Linked DNA regions of Homo sapiens: all the other regions are linked to region 1. Evidence: read pairs that join two places in POLR2A ChIA-PET (ENCODE). Cell type or tissue: PC-9. All regions are shown on one strand. Links, peaks and the distances in the headings refer to the core of each region. The heading gives the core; the rest is flanking DNA. Region 1 overlaps TMCC1-DT (TMCC1 divergent transcript). Region 2 overlaps TMCC1 (transmembrane and coiled-coil domain family 1). Region 3 overlaps PLXND1 (plexin D1).

The links. ChIA-PET counts read pairs that join two places held together with the same protein. Peaks named below come from ENCODE experiments on the same cell type or tissue, not always from the same donor. Only the 100,000 strongest peaks of a DNase experiment are listed, where the experiment ranks them.
Region 2: POLR2A ChIA-PET joins it to region 1 with 7 read pairs; 2 of 35 experiments call an interaction of 5 or more read pairs at or near these places.
Region 3: POLR2A ChIA-PET joins it to region 1 with 7 read pairs; 6 of 35 experiments call an interaction of 5 or more read pairs at or near these places.

What each region holds. Positions count from the first base shown.
Region 1 is chr3:129,905,654-129,912,473 of GRCh38, reverse strand. It overlaps TMCC1-DT (TMCC1 divergent transcript), which reads right to left. Exons shown (of 3, transcript NR_037893.1): 3 at 3,562-6,820. Among named protein-coding and RNA genes, the nearest start is that of TMCC1-DT, 15 kb to the right of the region's middle. RefSeq lists silencers at 5,381-5,581, 5,691-5,891. In PC-9, for the core only: no CTCF peak of the experiment used is centred there; a DNase peak (open chromatin) is centred at 3,893; H3K4me3 peaks cover 516 bases; H3K27ac peaks cover 1,578 bases.
Region 2 is chr3:129,735,887-129,742,706 of GRCh38, reverse strand. The region is part of intron 4 of TMCC1 (transmembrane and coiled-coil domain family 1); the gene reads left to right. Among named protein-coding and RNA genes, the nearest start is that of PLXND1, 130 kb to the right of the region's middle. In PC-9, for the core only: no CTCF peak of the experiment used is centred there; no DNase peak of the experiment used is centred there; H3K27ac peaks cover 1,732 bases.
Region 3 is chr3:129,592,017-129,598,836 of GRCh38, reverse strand. The region is part of intron 1 of PLXND1 (plexin D1); the gene reads left to right. Among named protein-coding and RNA genes, the nearest start is that of PLXND1, 11 kb to the left of the region's middle. RefSeq lists an enhancer at 1,888-2,619. In PC-9, for the core only: no CTCF peak of the experiment used is centred there; no DNase peak of the experiment used is centred there.

The DNA of each region.
Region 1 (6,820 bases), core at 813-5,812:
TGGTGCCATTGTACTCCAGCCTGTGCAACAGAGCGAGACTCCATCTCAAAAAAAAAAAAAAAAATTTCTGTAGACATACTTACCTGTGTAACCACCACCCAGATCAAGACACAAAACATTTCCAGCACCCAAGAAGACTACTGTGTACTTCCCAGTCAGTGTGCTTGCCCCCGCCCACTACTGTTCTAGCCTACCTCTGTCATCATAGGCTAGTTTTGCCTATCCTTGAACTTCATGTAATGGAAATGCACAGTGTGTGCTGTTTTGTGTCCAGCTTCTTCTACTCAGCACAATATTGGGGATGCCTAATCTGTAATACTGGCCCCTATACTCTTCATCTTCATGCTGCTCCTGGAATGATAGCTAGCATTTGTTAGGTATCTGGCACTGTTCAAGATCTTTACATTATATATTCATTTGCTCCTCATAGTACACCTATGAGGTAAGCACAAACGAAGACACTGGGGCACAAAGAGGTGAGGGAATTTGCCCAAGACACAGATCTGAAGTGGCATAATTAGGATGGGAAGGCAGGCCATCCACCTCCAGTCCATGCTCACACCTAACAGCTAGGGGATCTCATATGCACTTTAAGGACTGAGAGAGACTCTCCAGGTAGAGCTGAGTTTTTGGAGGGTCAAATGGGAAAACAGAAGTAAAAATGTACTAAAAAGAGAAAAGAGTTATACAAATATAAGTCAGGATTATACTTCATTTAATATGACTAGGACCACCATTCACTCATTTGTAAATCTTAATAAATATTAATTAAATAAATATTTAATTAATATTTATCAATATTTATTGATTTAATTAATATTTAATTTAATATTTATTAATTTAATTAATATTTATTGAGCTCCTAAAGATACATGGAGGTCAGTGGGTTCAGAATGACAGAGACAAAGTCCCTGCACTGGTGGAGCTTACAGTCCAGAGAGGAAGGCAGAAATGTAAGGGGAAGTTATGGGTATGTTGAGCTAAGAGGAAATTCAGAGTGTTTTGAGAGAATGTCATAAGAGCAGCTGACTTTGTGGGGTCAGGGAAGGCCACCCTGAGGAAATGACATTCAAGCTGAGACCTGAACCATTTAAGCCAACTCTGTTGGAGAGGAAGGAGTATCAGGAACAGGGAATAGCATAAGCAAAGGCCCTGAAGTAAGAAAAACTAGCACAATCATTAGAAATTTTAAGTCATATCACTTCTTGGCCTTTTGGCTAAGATGAAGTGTCGAAATTTTTTTTTTTTTTTTTTTTTGAGATGGAGTTTGTGGCCCAGGCTGGAGTGCAGTGGCATGATCTCTGCTCACTGCAACCTCCGCCTCCCAGGTTCAAGCGATTCTCGTGCCTCAGCATCCCAAGTAGCTGGGATTACAGGTGCAAACCACCACACCTGGCTAATTTTTCTATTTTTAGTAGAGGCAGGGTTTTACCATGTCGGTCAGGCTGGTCTTGAACTCCTGACCTCAAGTGATATGCCCATCCCGGCCTCCCAAAGTGCTGGGATTACAGGCATGAGCCACTGGGCCCAGCCGAGAAATTCAAAGTCACTAGTATATGATAGTTTTCTATACAACAGTTGTTTGTCTTACTTTCATGGAAATAAAATTCTTTATGGCAGTTTCAATGCTTCCTTGCTCCCACATATGATGATTACTAGATGTAACAGTCTTTTTTGGTCACTCTAGACCTTAATTCGTTTCTACTAACTTTTATTTGGTGAAGCTACATTCTTTCCTGGTTACCCATATTAGCAAAGTGAAATACACACTGAGAGACACAAAGTATTTGGAAATGTGATAAATTATTGCTGCAGGCCTGCTGCAGTGGCTCACACCTATAATCCCAGCATTTTGGAAGGTTGAGGCAGGAGGATTGCTTGAGTCCAGGAGTTTGAGACCAGCCTGGGCAACATAGTAAGACTCTGTCTCTATGAAAATAAATAAATAGGGTGGGCGCGGTGGCTCACGCATGTAATCCCAGCACTTTGGGAGGCCGAGATGGGCGGATCACGAGGTCAGGAGATTGAGACCATCCTGTCTAACGTGGTGAAACTCCGTCTCTACTAAAAATACAAAAAAAAAAAAAATTTAGCCGGGCGTGGTGGCGGGCGCCTGTAGTCCCAGCTACTCAGGAGGCTGAGGCAGGAGAATGGTGTGAACCCAGGAGGTGCAGGTTGCAGTGAGCCGAGATGGCGCCACTGCACTCCAGCCTGGGTGACAGAGAGAGACTCTGTCTCAAAAAAATAAATAAATAAATAAATAAATAAATAAATATACAATTATTGCTGCAAAGACATTGCAATACTTCAGCAGAAGTTACTCCAGATCTTAACAAACAACGTTTTTAGTTTCTCTCTGTTCATTTCCCATCAATATCATCATTAACTGAAATTAGTCAATTTCAGTTATAAATTTTTAATAGCTGTTGAAGTTCATATTTCCTGTAATTCTTCAAGTTACATATGTCATCTAGTCCAGTGATTTTCAAACTGTGATATGCAAATGAATTGCCTGGGGGTCATGTCAAAATGAAGACTCTGACTGAGCTGATCTGGAGTGGGGCTGAGATTCTGCACACCTAAAGAGCTCCCAGGTGATGCTGATGCTGCTGTTCCAGGAGCACATTTTAAATAGTAAGGATCTTGATTAGAAGACTGAAAAGGGCATTATTTTCTTTCAGTATTGTAAACTTTTATTTTTAGGGTGATATTGCACTTTCTGGCCAGGCGCGGTGGCTCACGCCTGTAATCCCAGCACTTTGTGAGGCCAAGGCAGGCGGATCACCTGAGGTCGGGAGTTTGAGACCATCCTGGCTAACATGGTGAAACCCCATCTCTACTAAAAGCACAAAAATTAGCTGGGCGTGGTGGTGGGCCCCTGCAGTCCCAGCGACTCGGGAGGCTGAGGCAGGAGAATTGCTTGAATCTGGGAGGTGGAGGTTGCAGTGAGCCGAGATCACACCACTGTACTCCAGCCTGGGTGACAGAGAGAGACTCCATCCAAAAAAAAAAAAGAAAAAGAAAAAACAATGACATTGCAGTTTCCAATGTAGAATAAAAAAGAAATTGATTTTAAAATTTAGTTTTGGAACATAGATGGGCTGAGGGATTTGCAATTGAAATCCCCTTTTTCTAATATTCTCTATGCAGGAGAAATTGAAAGGAATGTCAAGAGACTCTGCAATTTATTTTAAACTCAGTAATCTATCTTTTTGTAAGCATTATCACTTAGCTTTCCTTTGAAGAATTTCTTAGGCCAGGCGCAATGGCTCATGCCTGTAGTCCCAGCACTTTTAGGAGGACAAGGCAGGAGGATTGCTTGAGGCCAAGAGCTTGAGATCTTGTCCCCAAAAATATATATTTTTTAAGAAAGGTAAAAAATGAATTTCTTAATCCCTCTGAGGTTTTTGAGAGCATTATGTACATTAAAATTTTTTGACATTGCATTTTGATTTTTCTCTGTCATTTTGTTTAAACCATCAGTTTTACTTAAAGCATCATACCAGGTCAGTACTTAGCTAATAAATTTAGACATATGTTTGAAAGTAGAACTTTTGCTGGTATTTTAGAATGTGTATTCTTTATTAACCATCATCACAAAAAAGAGCATTGCATGCTGTTTGTAATTGTGTTTTTACTGGTGAGACACAGTAGAGACAGAGCCTGGCTTTGGTTCACCCCCATTAGAGCATTCCCACACATCACAAAACCCACACCATTACCTCGCTGCTAATAGTCTTTTTACTTAAAGAATTCCAGGAACTGGCTTTAGGAGCTAACCAAGGTTGCAGAGTGTCCCACCTCAGAAAGGAATGCTGCTGGACAATTGATTTATAGTCTTGTTGTCACAGGCCAGACTACCAGGTGGCCCATTACTCAAGATAACCATCACAACTGGATATGCTGACCTGCTACCCTACCCCTCACATTGTTTGCCTTGCCCAGCCTGTGTACACTCTACTTCTGATGTCAGTTCTGTACTTTGCCTAATAAAAAAGTCCTACCTGTTCTTTTATAGGTGGAGTCTGTCAGGGAATACTCTCTCTCTCTCTCTCTCTGTCTCTCTCTATCTCTCTTTCTCTCTCGTTCTGCCTCCCTTATGGCTGGACAAAAGCTCCAGTGAAGCTTTGAGAAAACTCTTTTGGCCTCATGTCAATGTTCTATTGCATTGAGAGCCCAAGAACCCATGGTCAGTTGACACGGGCATGGCAGTCTCAACTCGATTTTCCTGTCACACGTTTAACAGTGGTTTCAAATTTATATCCAGTGTGTTTTCAATATACCCAAACATTTAACTGAAGCTTTTGGTAGATGTATAGTTCTTTTTTTTTTTCTTTCTTTCCCCAAGATGGAGTCTGCTCTGTTGCTCAGGCTGGAGTGTTGCAGTGAGCTGAGATCGTGCCACTTCACTCCAACCTGAGCAACAGAGCAAGATCCTGTCTCAAAAAAAAAAAAAAAAAAAAGCAAGCAAGCAAGCAAGCAAGCTTTAAGGTGGGCATAGTGGTATGTGTCTGTAATCCCAACTACTCAGGAGGCTGAGGAAGGAAGATTGCTTGAGGACAGGGGTTCAAGACCAGCCCAGGCAACATGGTTAGATCTCCCCCTCATCTCAAATAATAATAATGATGCTTTAGAAAAGGAATATAGAATGATACAGAATATACCATTCTATATTTTATGGTGTATATATACATATATATATTTTTTATTCAAGGATTTCCTATTGCACCATGTTGTCATATTTCTAGCTTCTTGAATTATTTTTGTCTGGTTCAGTTTTTGTAAGTAGTTTACTAAAATTTAAAAATAATCTTTCTCCAGTTGTGACAAAAATCTCCCAAAAATGTTCACATATAGAAGTATTTGAGTTTAGAAAATCACAACTCTAACCATAATCATCTGCACTATATGCCTCGCATCAGGTAATGTGTCTAAAATAATAAGTAACATTTAGCATTTCTGACCTTATCCCAAAGTATTTTAATAGTATCTGTTAATGTTTTAATTAATGGGTTTTGTATTGCATCTCCTGGATAACAAAGTAGAGTAGATTTTTGGTGATAACATTTGATTTCTGATAAATATTCTGCATTGATATTACCAAATGTTGCCAAATTAATATTCTGATTTTTATACTGCTGAGACTAGCTCAGTCGTGGAGACCCTAACCCAGCAGCACTAGAGGAATTAAAGAAACACACACACACACACACACACACACACACACACAGAACTATAGAGTGTGGAGTGGGAAATCCAGGGGGCTGACAGCCTTCAGATCTGAGAGCCCCAAACAGAGTTTAACCCACATATTTACTGACAGCAAGCCAGTGATAACCATTGTTTCTATAGATTACAGATTAACTAAAAGCATTCCTTACAGGAAACAAAGGGATGGGCCAAAACAAAAGGATGGGTTGGGCTAGTTATCTGCAGCAGGAACATGTCCTTAATGCATAGATCACTCATGCTATTGTCTGTGGCTTAGGAACGCCTTAAGCAGTTTTCTGCCCTGGGTGGGCCAGGTGTTCCTTGCCCTCATTACAGTAAACCCACAACCTTCAGGGTGGGTGTCATAGCCATCACGAACATGTCACAGTGCTGCAGAGATTTTGTTTATGGTCAGTTTTGGGGCCAGTTTATGGCCAGATTTGGGGGCCTGTTCCCAACATGTTCCCCCTTTTTGTTTTTGCAAGATGATAAATGCAAAGGTGGCTTTATCATGGTGAGCTACTTCTTGCAGGAGTCGGGAGCTGCAGACTATACAAAGACAAACAACACAGATTAAAAGCACCATCATCATTGAAATCACAGAGCTTCCAAGTGTTTTTATCTATTTTAATGGGTTACTACCTGCTAATCTGTCTACACTCCTTCAAGCACTCCTATTTCTGGCATTAAGGTCAGGTGTGCCTGGGATGCTTTAAATATTTGTTCTTTTAATTTTGCAATATCCAAAGACAAGTTTGTAGAGTGTCCTTCTAGATGCTTTTTTACTCTCTCCCAAATTTTGATCTTATTAAGAGCCATTAATAGTTTCCACAAATCCTTATGTTAAGCTCCTAGAGCGGGCCATATCATTTGAGGTTGAGGTGCCACTATACCACCATGTTTTCAAATAATAGGAACTCTTGCCATACTTCTTACCATTTCTACCATTTGACCATTTTGTTCAGACCAGCTGAACATAGTGTGGCTGTGGCACACAGACTGACAGGTGCAATTCAAGCTAAACATCCCCTTAGGGGACCAATCAATAATGATTCCACGGGAATTGTTGCACAGCACCTCTGCCTGTTTTGCAATGCAATCTTCCCAAACAAATACATTCATTATTTCTAGCCAGGTCCAATTCTGTTTACAAATAGGTTTTTGAGGGCAGTATACCTCAATTACAGGAGCAGATTTATTATGGTAAATACGGAGACCAGAAAGCATGTGTAACTGTGTCATAGAGTGATTACATCCAGGCATTATTGCCAGCCAAGATTGATAAATACGCCCAATAAGTATAATTGTCCTCTGTGCCAGCCCTTGTTGAAGGAATACTCATGGCAATGGTGATCACCACTATCATAGCTATCATTAAATTACTCATTGTGACTGGTTGTCCCACTTTCCTTAGGTTTTCTTCTGCCATCTGTGACAGCTTCTTGATCTGTCCCCAGGTAGGTGGCTGCGTTCGATGGGTGTTGCTCGTGACAGTTGGGGTCCCCCTCAGCGTCAGTCTCAACATGGCTGCAACCAGGGGATCCTCGGGATCCTCCCAGAATCTATTCCTCAGCATCAGGCTCATGATAAGGTTTCAGGTGCCTCGATG
Region 2 (6,820 bases), core at 688-5,687, 170 kb after region 1:
GGAAACATTTATTCATTTCTCCTGGGTGTATACATGTAGGAGTAGATTAATCATTTAGGGAATTGCCAGACTATTTTCCAAACATGCCATACCTTTTACCACTAGCAATATATGAGGGTTTCAATTTCTGCACATTCTTACCAATTGTTATTATTATCTGTCTTTATAGCCATCCTAGTGGGTATGAAGTAGTATCACATTTTTATTTACACTTCCTTGGTGGTTAATGATGAGCTGAGCATCTTTTTATGTGCTTATTGGCCATTTGTAATCATCTTGGAAGAACTGTCTGTTCAGGTCCTCTGTCCATTTTGTAATTGGATTGTCTTTTCAATTTTGACTTATAATTTTTTATATATTCTGTGTACAAGTTCCTTATCAGATGTATGATTTGCAAGATTCTTTCCTCTGTGGTTTTTATCTTTTCACTTTGTTAATGGTGTCCTTTGAAGCATAACAGTTTTTAATTTTGATCATATCTATTTTTTTTCTTTTGTTGTTTATGTTTTTGGTGTCATATCTGAGAAACCACTGCCTATCCTAAATCAAGGACCAGGAAAAAAACACAAACAGACTCATTGACTATTCAAGGTCACAAAGATTTACATCCATGTTTTCTTACGAGAGTTTTAGATTTAGGTCTTTCATCCAAAAGATCAAGACTATTCATCTTTTCCCTGTGAGTTATCTTGACAGAGGAAATGATTCTTCAGCATTGTCTTTAAAGGAGGAATTTAAATAGCAGAAATGATAGCATTCCAGTCTGGTTTCTAGATAAATTATGTGAATTATATGAGATTAAGATAAGATATTTGAATCAGAGAGGTGTTTGCCTGTGTTGTATATAAGTAAGAGTTAAAATACGGAATTAGAGAATGAAGTTGTAGTGGTAGAAGTCTGTTAAGATATAACTGATGATCTCAACCTCTTCTGTTTAATAAGTTGTGGAATCTTCAGTGATTATAATAAGTGTGTGGAGAAATGGAGACAAGTTTAAGTATATGAGAGCTGCTCTAAATTTATAAGATAAAGCCAACAGAAAGCAGTTAAAGCAGAGATCGAGCATAAAAAATGTAATTTATAATTTTATTTCCTTCAAATAAATATAGCAGCACAGAATTAGAGACAATTAACTCAGTGGCAAAGTAGTAGAAAGATTGTTAGTGAAGAGTCAGAAGTCCTTAGTTCTAATTATAATCTATATTAGGTGTGTGACCTTGAATAAATCATGGCCTTCTGAATGGTAGCTTGCCTTTACTGAGGCTCTAACATATGCAGGACTTTTGCAAGCCTCAATCTTCTCTTTTATAAAATGGAGATAATGTCAAATTACTTTGGAAACTTTTTAAACAGCCATACAGGTAGAAGGGATTATTATATTTGAAATTTGGAAATTATTCAGTGCAGTACTACTAGTAGCAGCTGATAGTACATGTGTCTTTATTCAAAACAATTATGTAAGGGATGCTGTATCCTCCTTTTGATGATGAAGAAACCAGTTTTCAGTAATTATGAAAGTTATACTGTCATAGTCAACACAGCAGTGATTCTAATCCAGTTCTTCCTGATTTCTTTATATCACCATGATTTTTGCTTGAAAGATAATAGATCCTGGTGGGTGGGTATGGAAAGGGAATAGGATACTAGCAATGAGACTAAAATTATTAGACATATTAGACATATGAAAGCTTAAGGTATAATTCCAAAGGGGCAATGAGTCCTGAGATTGGTGATCTCAGATGTGAAGTGGAAGAGTGCCATATGTTAATAAGGTTAAAGGTATATGCTATCTGATTAACTTATAAGTACCAGAACTAGATGTTGTAAAGCCCAGTCAAATAATAGTTTATCTGTACGTGTGCTAGAATCTTTGAAATTTTTGTTCAGGAGTCAAAGAAAGAAGACCAGTGAGGTAATGAAGTCACAATGGGGAACAGTGGTAAGTACAAGAGGCCAAAATAAATTACAGCTTGTAGAGATAGGTAGACTTTGCTTTGAACTATGAAAAAATCATTTCTTAGAATTGGTTCTCATATTTATACTCTTCTCACCCCACCGATAAAGGGCCTGTGGTTACTTTCCCAATGTCATGGAACTAAGCATCTCTTGAGTACTTTATAGCTCTGATCTCAGCTTTTTGCATACTTCTCACCCTTCCCGTGGTTGAGTTGAGAACTCCCATGAGTTAGGAAACATTATTTGGGAATATATTAAGAGTCATACCAGAAAGGAAGTACAGAAAAGAGCAGAACAATTTTTATTCCTTGATTTATCCTATGCCATTGCCTTTTTAATGACGAGTACAAAGTTTAAGCTTTACTTGTGCTACTAAGTTATCAAGCAGTGGACATGCTTCTCTTGGATAGAACTGAGGTGTGGAGATGTCATCAGCTGGCACAGGGGAAGCAAAGAACTTTGAACTCTAATTCTGACTAGCAGACTTGCAATTTCTGCATAGAAATTCATAGTGATTGGTATCTAGGAGAATACATCTGAGATGGAAGTATGGAACAGGAAAGGTAACTAGTATATATTGGGCCCAGGCTCCATGCAAGGCAGTCTGAAACACGTGCAGACTAGGACGTCTTCAGAGATTGCAAAGACCTGAGCTGTTCTCACTTACACCGCTCTGTTTCTCTGAAATGGCAGGACTGGGATTCAGAAGGAACAATTGAGTTGAGAAACATTATTTGAGAGAAAACTAATGCTGTATGCTAACCTTGCACGTAAGTGCTTGTGTGCTTAATAAATGACGAGGAATAGCAAAAGAGGGAACCAAAAGTAAGAATCTTAAATCTAGTTTACCCTTTTCCTATGTAGTATTTAAGATCAGGGAATCTGAAATCAGACTCCTCAGGTTTTCGCAATATTTCTTTCTTCCATTAACTTATGCAACAGGACATTGAACCTGTTTGGTGTAAAGGAAACTAATAGTGGGGAAAAAAATTTTTAGGCTGTTTTACTTGGAGATTATATGCTAATTGCCAGACTGCTTGCCAGTGAGTTCAGTCTTCTGTGCTGACCAACTTGTGACAAAAATGGAGATTAGATACTTAATATTTGGTAATAATATGCTAAGGGACCTGTTCCTTACTAGACTATCTCTCTTCCAGTATCAAGTCAGGTTACCAGAAAGCTACAGACTTAAACTGTGTTCCTTCAGCTCATGTAGAAACTCATTCACTGAACTATGATCTTATAAGCCCTTGGTTATTGTTGTAGATGGTTATAAGAATCATCTGTGGGCCAGGCGCAGTGGCTCACGCAATCTCAGCACTTTGGGAGGCCGAGGCGGGTGGATCACTTGAGGTCAGGAGTTTGAGACAGCCTGGCCAACATGGTAGAATTCCGTCTCTACTGAAAATACAAAAATTAGCCAGGTGTGTTGGTGCATGCCTGTAATCCCAGCTAGTCAGGAGGCTGAGGCATGAGAATTTCTTGAATCTGGGAGGCAGAGGCTGCAGTGAGCCCAGATGGTGCCACTGCACTCCAGCCTGGGAGACAGAGTGAGATTCTGTCTCAAAAAAAGAATCATCTGTGAAGGATATCTTTTAATCTTTAAAAAAGATAATTCTTAAAGATTTTAGTTAGGCTGGGCATGGTGGCTCCTGCCTTTAATCCCAGCAGTTTGGGAGACCAAGGTAGGTGTGTCTCTTGAGCCCAGGAGTTTGAGACCAGCCTGGGCAACATGGCAAAACCCCATCTCTACAAAAAATACAAAAATTAGCTGGGCGTGGTGGCGCGTGCCTGTAGTCCCAGGTAGTCAGGAGGCTGAGGTGGGAGGATCACTTACCCAGGTGGCGGAGGTTGCTGGGAGCTGAGATTTCACCATTGCACTCCAGGCTGGGTGACAGAGTGAGACCCTGTCTCAAACAAAAACAAAAAAAAGATTTTAATTATTAGTTCTTCTTATATAAAAGTCCATGTGTAAATTTCTCCTCCAGTTAAGTGGAGATAAATTCTATTCTTAAACACTTTTTTTAATCGCCAATGAAAAAAATTACAATGAAACCACGCTATCTCCATTTTTGCTTTGGTTGCTAGAAAACTCAAAAGTGTTCACTTGCAGTAGCTAGCCTTGGTTTATGTTTCTAGTTCAATTGTCTGCTTCCCTGTCTCCTATTATAACTTTTATTCTTTAATTGTAGTTTTTATTGAAACAGTAGTTGTTATTAAAAGTTTTTTAAAAACAAATAAATTTTACAAGTCATTTTAAATTCCTGTTTGGAAGTAAAGTAGGTTATGGATTAGTAACTGGTACTGCAACAGAATTGTGTAATATATGAAGATCTATTCCAGGAATACTGCTTCCTAATTAACGTGACGCCTGAGTAGAGTGCCTTTTGAAACATACAGTGTTAGAACTGAAAAGCCAAAAGTGAAAATTGAAAGCTCTCTTTCTTTTTTCTTCTTCTCTTTTTTTTTTTTTTTTTGTTTAGGCGGAGTCTCACTCTGTTGCCCAGGCCGGAGTACAATGGCACAATCTCGGCTCACTGCAACCTCTGCCTCCCAGGTTCAAGTGATTACCCTGCCTCAGCTTCCTGAGTAGCTGGGGTTACAGGTGCCCACCACCACGCTTGGCTAATTTTTGTATTTTTAGTAGAGATGGGGTTTTGCCGTGTTGGCCAGGCTGGTCTTGAACTCCTGATCTCAGGTGGTCTGCCCACGTCAGCCTCCCAAAGTGCTGGGATTACAGGCGTGAAACACTGCGCCTGGCTGAGCTCTCTTTCTTTTAAGAAAGAAGTATAGTTCTGGAGTTTATATATATTATTTCTGCCCTAAGACATGTGACTCATAGGCCAATGGTTTCTAGCCTGTGCACTTAGATCCTTGGTTACAGTGGAACTATTTTAAGTGGTCAACTTTTTAATATCATTGAATATTAGATGATATCAAGAAATTATGGTAAATTTAGTAGGTGTGAGAATGGCATTGTAGTTATTTAGGAGAATGGCTTTAAATTTTGGAGATATGTGCTGAAGTATTTTGGGGTGTGTGTCTTAGTTTGTAGGGCTACTATAACAAAATGCGCTAGACTGGGTAGTTTAAAAACAACAGAAATTTATTTCTCACAGTTCTGGAAACTGGGAAGTCCAAGTTCAAGGTGCCAGCAGATTTGGTGTCTGGTGAAGGCCTATTTCTCATAGATAGATGTCACCTTCTTGCTGCATCATCACATGGTGAAAGGGGCAAGAGAATTCCGTCAAGCCTCTTTTTTTTTTTTTCTGAGATGGAGGCTTGCTGTGTTGCCCAGGCTGGAGTGCAGCGGCGTGATCTCGGCTCACTACAACCTCCGCTTCCTGGGTTCAAGCAATTCTCTGTTTCAGTCTCCTGAGTAGCTGCGATTACAGGTGTGTGCCACCACGCCCAGCTAATCTTTGTATTTTTTTCGTAGAGATGGGGTTTTGCCATGTTGGCCAGACCAGACTGGTCTCTGGTCTTGAACTCCTGACCTCAGGTGATTCGCCCACCTCAGCCTCCCAAAGTGCTGGGATTACAGGTGTGAGCCACCACGCCCGGCCCCCCTCTAGCCTCTTTTATAAGGCAGCAGTCACATTCATGAGGGTGAAGCCCTTATGACTTAATCACTTTCCAAAAGCCCCACCTTTTAACACTATCACATTGGGTATTAGGTTCCAACATATGAATTTTGGGGAGACATGCAGATCATAGCAGTGTGGAGGATCATATGTAATTTACTTTAAGTGGTTTAGGTTTGCATATGTGTGAAAGTGAAGCAAATATGGCAAAAGGTTAACAGTTGTTGAGTATGGGTGGTAGGTATATGGCTGTTTATTATAACATCTTTTCTGGTTTTTTTTCCAGTATATTTGAAATTTTTTATAATTAAAAGTTAGAGAAAGGGTACTCATACTTGAATAATTGCGGCCGGGCGCAGTGGCTCACGCTTGTAATCCCAGCACTTTGGGAGGCTGAGCCAGGTGGATCATGAGGTCAGGAGTTCGAGACCAGCCTGACCAACACAGTGAAACCCTGTCTCTACTAAAATTACAAAAATTAGCTGGGCGTGGTGGCGGGCGCCTGTGATCCCAGCTACTCAGGAGGCTGAGACAGGAGAATCACTTGAACCTGGGAGGTGGGGGTGGCAGTGAGCCGAGATTGTGCCATTGCATTCCAGCCTGGGCAGCAGAGCTAGACTCCATCTCAAAAAAAAAAAAAAAGAAAAGAAAATAATAATTGTCATTACTAGTCCAGCCTTCATTTTTTTAAAGGAGAAGTTTCATCACAATTATTAAATGGCCTAGACTTGTTTTTGCCTAACATTGTACAACTAACATAAAGGGATAAGTAACTAAAGTATTAAACAATTGTGTGATAAAATTATTGCCACAGTTTTCACTATCCTGAGTGACTCTACAGTGTAGCATTCTGGCAGGCTCTGCACGGGATACAGGTATGTCCTGCCAGTTGCAGATGCAGATGAGTCAGTAGAATTGATAGTTTGGCATTTGTGCCAGTAGATACCAAGTGAACATGGTGATCACTTGCTCATCCTCCTCACAATCCCTGCACGAGATCCACAGCCTTAACTCAGGTGACCCAGCAGATTTTTGGGTCATTTGTAAGATCAAAAAAACAAATTCTCTACTTTCTTACCCAGCAAGTCATATGAGAGCCAGAAGAGGGTATAGAATGAGTAAAACTCCCCTTTCTACTCTGGCCAAAGTACATTACTTAAGGTCTACAGATAAGAGCAGGTCTTTCGGCTCTACTCCATGTAGACTTTTCTTTCTCTGATGTTCCAGGAGTCCCCCCAGAAGGTCAGCAGGCTTCTACCATGTTCGCAGCTTTGAACGAA
Region 3 (6,820 bases), core at 1,076-6,075, 310 kb after region 1:
AGGTCACACCGTGGTGTGTGACTGTGGTGCTCCAGGTGGAGCAGGCTTCTGGCTGTAGCGCCTGTGACCCCTCATTCCTCCAAAATCTTTGACCGAAGGGGTGTGAGCCAGAGGGTGTCGGAAGGGGTGAATGGGCCCATTTTAAAGGTGAGGAAACTGAGACCCAGGGAACTTCTGCGTCCGCCGAGGCCCCTGTGAGAAGCAGTGAGGGCCTTTCAGGGTGGCCTGCAGAGCTGCCCAGCCCCAGCGCCCATCATGGTCGCGGGCTGGGGTTAGGATGACCCCCTGGTGTGGACTCCTGCTACCGGGCCTGTAGCTGTCTCCACCCACACATACCAGAGGCCAGCACCTCCTTGGTAACATCGCATGCCCGTCCAAGCTCTGGGTGGGGAGCTCTCTAGAGTATGTGAGTATGGGAGGAGGCTCAGCTTGCTACAGGACAGCCCCCAAGAGAGACAAATTGGACCCTCTCCAGGAGCCCCCAGAATGGTGAGGGAGGAGGTCATGACATCAGACAGATGCCACACACTAACCAGCTCATCAGAGGAGTGCGGGAGGGCTTCCTGGAGGAGGGGAGGTTGGAGCAGCACTTGACAGATGGGGCTGGGGAAGGCATTCCAGGCAGAGCACACGATAGGGGCAAAGGCTCAGAGATGTTGGAATGTGGCTTGGGTAGCAGGCCGAGGGGAAGCTGAGAGTGTGCTGGGCCTTGCCTGCAGGCTAAAGACTTGGATGCTGTCATGTGGGCTGCGGGGAGCCAGCAGGGCTTTGGGGAAAGGAGAGACATGGCTGATCTGGTTCCGGAAGGGACCCTGTGGCTGCTGGTCTGTATTGGCCCTGCCAGGTGCTGGCAGGATCCAGGGGCGGAGGCGCTCACCCGGAGCCCCCACTGTGGCTGGACCAGGTAACTCCCGAGGGCCTCTCCAGCTCTGACAGCCATGTGGGGATTGCCATGGAAACCAGCCGGTTCCCGAGTGGGGACAAGCCCAGAAAGTCTCTGAGTGCCAGCCACGTGGACTTGGATCCTCACTGCCCCCCAAGTACAGCCGTTTTCTTCTTTCCAAAGGCCATGTCTGAGCCAGGGCCGAACCAAACAGACCGCCCAGACAGGCATCCAGTGGCAGGGGCCCTGCTCCACCCTGCTCGGCTGATACTCGATGCAGTCAAGATCTGGGGGCCAGCGCCAGCGGGGGCCCTCCCCGCCTAGTCCACCGTCCTTTACCCTGAAACTTGATAAATCATGCGCTGGAGGGGGAGGGAAGCTCGCAGCTCCATTACGAGTCCCGGCAAGGCCCCAGTGGGGCGTTAATCATGTAGCACTTTATGCTCTGATCGGTAAATAATGGGGGGGGGCCCGCAGGCAGAGGCCTTGGAGTGGAGGCCAGGCCCAGGAAAGTGGCCAAACCCCCTTGCCTGTGCCCTTCTCCAGCCTCTGCCCGCTATCTTTGTTTGAGGTGACTGAGCTCTCTAGAAGCAGCCATCACCTTGATGGGCCTCAGTTTCCCCAGCTCAAAACCCAGGGTTTTTCCAGCTCCAAGCGGCTGATTTCCTGGCAACCATTGGTGGCTCCCAGCAGAGCGGCGGGTGGGGAGGCTGTGGTTAAGGGCGGGGATCTGGAGCCCGCAGGCCTGCGCTGGAGGCTTGGATCTAGCCATTCCGGCTGTGTGCCCCTGGGCAAATCACTTCAACTCTCTGTGCCTCAGTTTCCTTTACTGTAAAGCAGCATCAACTCTTTCAGGGTGTGGTGAGGGTTGAATGAGATAATACAGAAAGAGGTCTCAGCACAAAGCAGACTGCACACAGCTGCTTGCTACTGTCACTCTACCGAACTGTTACTATGAGAAAGCTGCCCCTCCCCATCCTGGGGCTGGGCCTCTGAGCTCGGATGTGGGCAGCTGGAGAGAGGGCCCCGTTGTCACCTCTGTGTCCCCAGCTCATGGAATCCAGCCCGGAGATGTTTGCGCAAGGCTCCAAGCAGCCCTGTCTTCTTGGCTGTGTCCACAGCGGTCGTGCGATGACTCTGGGACCAGCGGTAGAGTCCTGCTGCAGAGCACAGCCTGCGGCCAGGCATATGGGCTGGACCCCGAGGAGACCAGGGGCTGGGGAGGAGGGTGTGAGATCGAACCTCCAAGTCCCCCCAGCCCCAGGAGGGAACTGCCAGTGTTCCCTGGAGAGGCAACTATTTCTCGGCTCCTGGCCTGGAGTCCCTTCAGGGGAGGAAGCTGGGAGGGAAACTGTTCCAGGGCTTGGAAAGACTGGCTTCGTGCTCTGCCCCTCCTGCTGGGGGGAGGGAAGCCTTTTCCCTGGGCCAGGGAAGAGCCGCTGGCTGCCCATCCCACACTGTGCTCCTCTGGGACCCAGGGGGAGGGGAGCTGGAAATGGGGCCAGGCCGGGCCGGAATGAGAAACAGCTTCATGAAGGGGGAGCTGGGTGTCTAGGGGCTGCGTCCAGCTAACTAAACAATGGCTGCTTGAGTCAGCGACTGTGGCGGTGGTTCCCAGGCGCCAGGGCAGAGCAGGCCGAGGCCAGAGCTCCCACTACTGTGTCCTTGGTGAGGGCGGTGTAGCCCATCCAGCCTCGGATGCTTTGACTTCAGGAAGCGGTGGAGTGGCTTGTCCCTGTCCTCGGGAGCTCCCGAGCCTCTGCTCCGTGGTCTGCATAGCTAATTGGGAACATTTATTGAGCACCTACAGTGCTTAGCACTGAAGGCTCCTATGAGCTCAGTCCTTCCATAAGCCCTAGGTGGTGGGTGCTATTGCTGTCTTATTTTACAGATGTGGAGTCCGAGGTTCAGAGGGGATGGTGCCTCCCATAGTGAGGTAAGAGCTGTGAGACTTAGGAGTCAGGAGCCTCAGCTTTCTCATCTGTAAAATGGGTACGCAGCAAGAGTGTGTGTGTGTGTGTGTGTGTGTGTGCGTGCGTGCACCCCCAGGGCTGTAAGGTGCCCCCAGTAGCTGTAGTGTCACACAGTAGGTCCTTAATCCAGCCAGGCTTGTGACCTAAGCCTGGGGCTTGTCCTTCCAGGCCATGCCTGTTTGGGGTGGGTGGGCAGATCATGCCCAGTCTGTGTGTTGGCCCTCAGGGCGGCCTGGCTGGCTGGCTTCAGCCCTTCCAGATGGTGTCCAGCTGGTCTGGATAACCTCAAAGCCCTGGAGCTGGGTGACCCGCCTCTTCCAGAGGGGTCAGGGAAACCAAGGCAGGCCTCCCCGAAGGGTCTGCCAGAGCTGCTGTGTCCTTTGCCGTTTGTCTGAAGCCTCTGCTCTTCTCTGTGCCTTGGTTTCTCCAACGTGCTCCTCCAGGCTGCTTTTCCTCTGTGGCTAAGGCCAGGCTTCCTGACCATGGTGCTAGGCCTGGTTGGCCATCTTCTCCCTACAGCCCCTCCAGGAAGCCTCTTGGTCACCCCTGAAGGCGCTGGTATTTACTTTCTCAGCAGCAGGTGGTCTCCTCCCTGGCATGGGGGCTGCTGCCAGAGGCCACCCAGGACCGAGTCCGTCCTGCCCCCTCCCAGGGCTGGCACACAGTGTGCCCATGGCTCATTCCTTGCCTCAGTTTACTCTCAGCAGAGGTGTCAGCTTGCACAGTGTTCTGAGAGGCAGTGCATGCTGAAGTGGAAGGAGCTGGGGTCTGGGAGTCACAGGTGTGGCTTCATACCCTGGCCTGGCTGTGTGCGGCTGGGCTGCTGGACTGAGACTGGACACAGTCCACAGGCCACCACTGAGCCCGTGCCACATGGGCTCCACTCAGGGGAGCCCAGGAGGACTGGCCCTACCTACCTGGGCTGTCCAAGCTGAGGGAGGAGTTGGCGGGGACGGGGGCTGAGAGAGGCCACAGAGGTCAGGGCCAGATTGAGTGGGGCTTCAAGGGCCCAGGAGCAAAGTTTGGGTTTGTGTTGACAGCACTAGGGAACCATGGGAAGCTGTTGAGCTGCACAGGAGATGTGACCTGCTTTGCGGGGTTTTTTTTTTTTACAAAATAAACTTTTTACTTTGGAATAATTTTAGATTTTCAGGAAAGTTACAAAGATAGTACAGACAGTTCCTGTATACCCGTCCCCTAGTTTCTCCCATTGCTAACATCTTACCGTTACCGTGGTACATTTGTCAAAACTAAGAAGCCAACATTTGTTCTTTACTCCCAACTAAACTCCAGACTGCACTCCACAAACGTCTGCTTTCTTTTCCAGGAGCCCATGTTGCATTAAGCGCTTTGCAGTTTTAAAAGCTCTCTTTGGCTCCCGTGAAGGATGAATGGGAAGGAGCCCAGCTTTGGGAGGAGCTGGGGGGTCCAGACAGCCCAGTCCCCGGCCAGGATGTAGTGAGCTGCGGTCACCTTGCAGTTTTTTTATTTTTATTTTTTCGAGACAGGGTCTCTGTCACCCAGACTGGAGTGCGGTGGTGAAATTATAGCTCACTGCAGCCTTGACCTCCAGGCTTCAGGCGATCCTTCCACGTCCACCTCCCAAAGCGCTGGGATTACAGGCGTGAGCCATGGTGCGAACGGCCCACCCTGCAGTCTTAATACCCCAAAGTGATCATGTGCTTTCAGCTCTGTGGCAAATTTCAGCTCTGTGGCAAGGAAACCTGACTTTCCCAGGATCATAAACAATCAAACACTTCAGGCAGGAAGGTGCCCTCACTTCTCAAGTGCAAAGCCTCCGCAGCCGGTGTGGTAGCCATGCAGTCTGTACCTGTGACGGAACCGCTGGATTTTGCAACCTGCCGCAGCGCCCACTGTTAATGCCGCATCCTTTTCATAGTGCCACCTGCGGTGGGTCTGCGGCAGGATGTGAGGCCTGAGAAGCCGGGCTCTTGAAGCGCTCCTTCCAACTGGCTTCCTGGGGAGAGAAAGTCAACACAATTACAGCTGGTAGTAAAATCAATATGTCAGAGTTTTAATGGGAGAGTGGGCAGAGCTGAGCTTTGGCCCCAGGAGGGAGCCAGCTGGAGGGGGAGGGGGCATCCTGCTCTCAAAACGGGGCCGAAACCAGCGGCGGTTGCTCATCCCATGTGAGAGAGGGATAAAGTGAGGTTTTTACAGGAACTGAAGCTAGCAGCCAGTGTTGCCTGGGCCTGAATACCCGCCTCCCTTTGTTGCCACACGCAGAGTAGGCATACGTTTCCCTCAGTTCTCCAGCACCCAGCATGGCCGTGTTGCTCTCAGTCACTCGACTTAGAGAGAAAGCAGCTGACCACAGTCGTTCACACTTTAGTCAAAATTAGGTTCCTTTCTTTTGTAAACATTCCCTCCAGAGCACAGGCTCCATGCTGGAGAACGTCATGCATGTGCTGCCATGGGAAATGTGTGACCAGCACAGTGCCATCACAGGAGTTGGGGGGCTGAGCCACATCTTGAAAACTTGCCGTCTGGGCATGCCTGGAGAGGGAACAGCATGGGTCCAGACACCGGGGGCGCTGAAGTGCCAAGGGGAGTACGAATGCCTCAGAGGCATGGGATGGGCATTGGCTGCTGAAGGGACATTTACAATGGTACAAGAGCCCCGGGTATGAGGTGTGGGCACATTCCAGGACCTGTGGAGACTGATGTGGTGGGCGCAGCGGGTGGGGCAGAGGGAGGAGGGAGACTGGAGGCCTGGGAGCTGGCAGGAGCTGGGGCACGAAGGCCTTGAATGCGAGGCTGGACTGCTGGGGCTTGATCCCGAGGACAGCCAGGAGCTGGGTTGTAGGTAGGGAGGGTCTGACCAGCTTTGTGTGAGAGAAAGATGGCCCTGTGACTTGGAGGGCGCTGCGGGGATAGCCGAGCCTTCCCTGCTCTCAGGAGAACTTGAGTTTTGAAAGACTCATGCTCATTAGCCTTTAAGGAGGACGGTGCTGGGGTCAGGGGGTATTTTGGGCCTGTGAGGCTAACTGTCCCTGGAGACCAAGTTCAGCCGAGGCCAGCATGCTCAGGACGTCTAGTCCCCGAGTCCCGTGTCCCCCTCCCCCAGCCTGCATCCCCCTCCCCCAGCAGGGGCGGCACTTCCCGCCACGCTGGGCTTCCGTGTTTGAGCCGGTTTGCCTTGTGATTTCCCCTGGCAGCTGGGGAATCAGCTTCCCCCTCGGAACACAGATCATTCGGAGCAGCCGACGGCTTACTTCTTTAAAAAAATTTTTTAAAATTTTATTTTAGGATAAGGGGAAAAAACGCTGGGGGAAAGGCCTTTTAGAAAATTCCTTCGGTGCAGAATTAATGGCTTGTGAAAGTCAGCGCGGGGTGGGGGAGGGGGGAGCGGGCTCCCAGCGAGCTCCCCTCCCTCCTGCTCCCCTCCTCCCTGCTGCCCTAGCCCACAGATCACCCCGAGCTGGGCGCCTGGTCCGCCTTTTCCCAGGACCCCACCCTGGCTGGATGTCAGGGTATGCCCAAAGGTGTCATCTGGGGCCTCCCAGGTGTCCCCTTCCAGAACTTATGTTCCCTTGGTGGGAGGGATTCACAATTTTAATTTTAAACAACTTATTTTTAAATGATGCAAGTAATTCATATTCAGTGAAAAAAGTTACTTAGTTACCTAGCCCCTAGGAAAATCATCCCTCGCAGTGGTGAGGATCCCACCTCACCTCTTCCCTGCAGCTGCAGGATTGCTGAGGGGTGGGACCCCGCCTGGTTGGGGCAGCTGGGGAGACCGCTCAGCACCCACCTTCCAGGGCTGTCCCCAACTGTAACACACACAGGATGGAGTCGGGTAGGTCAGGGCTGGCACTGAGAGGAGGTGCCAATGATGCAGCTCTCGGGTGGGGGGGAATGGCTTCCTGGGCAGAGGGAGCGGCCAGGCCAGAGGTCCTGAGGCAGGAACGAGCTTGTGATATTTGAGGCACAGAAATGAGGC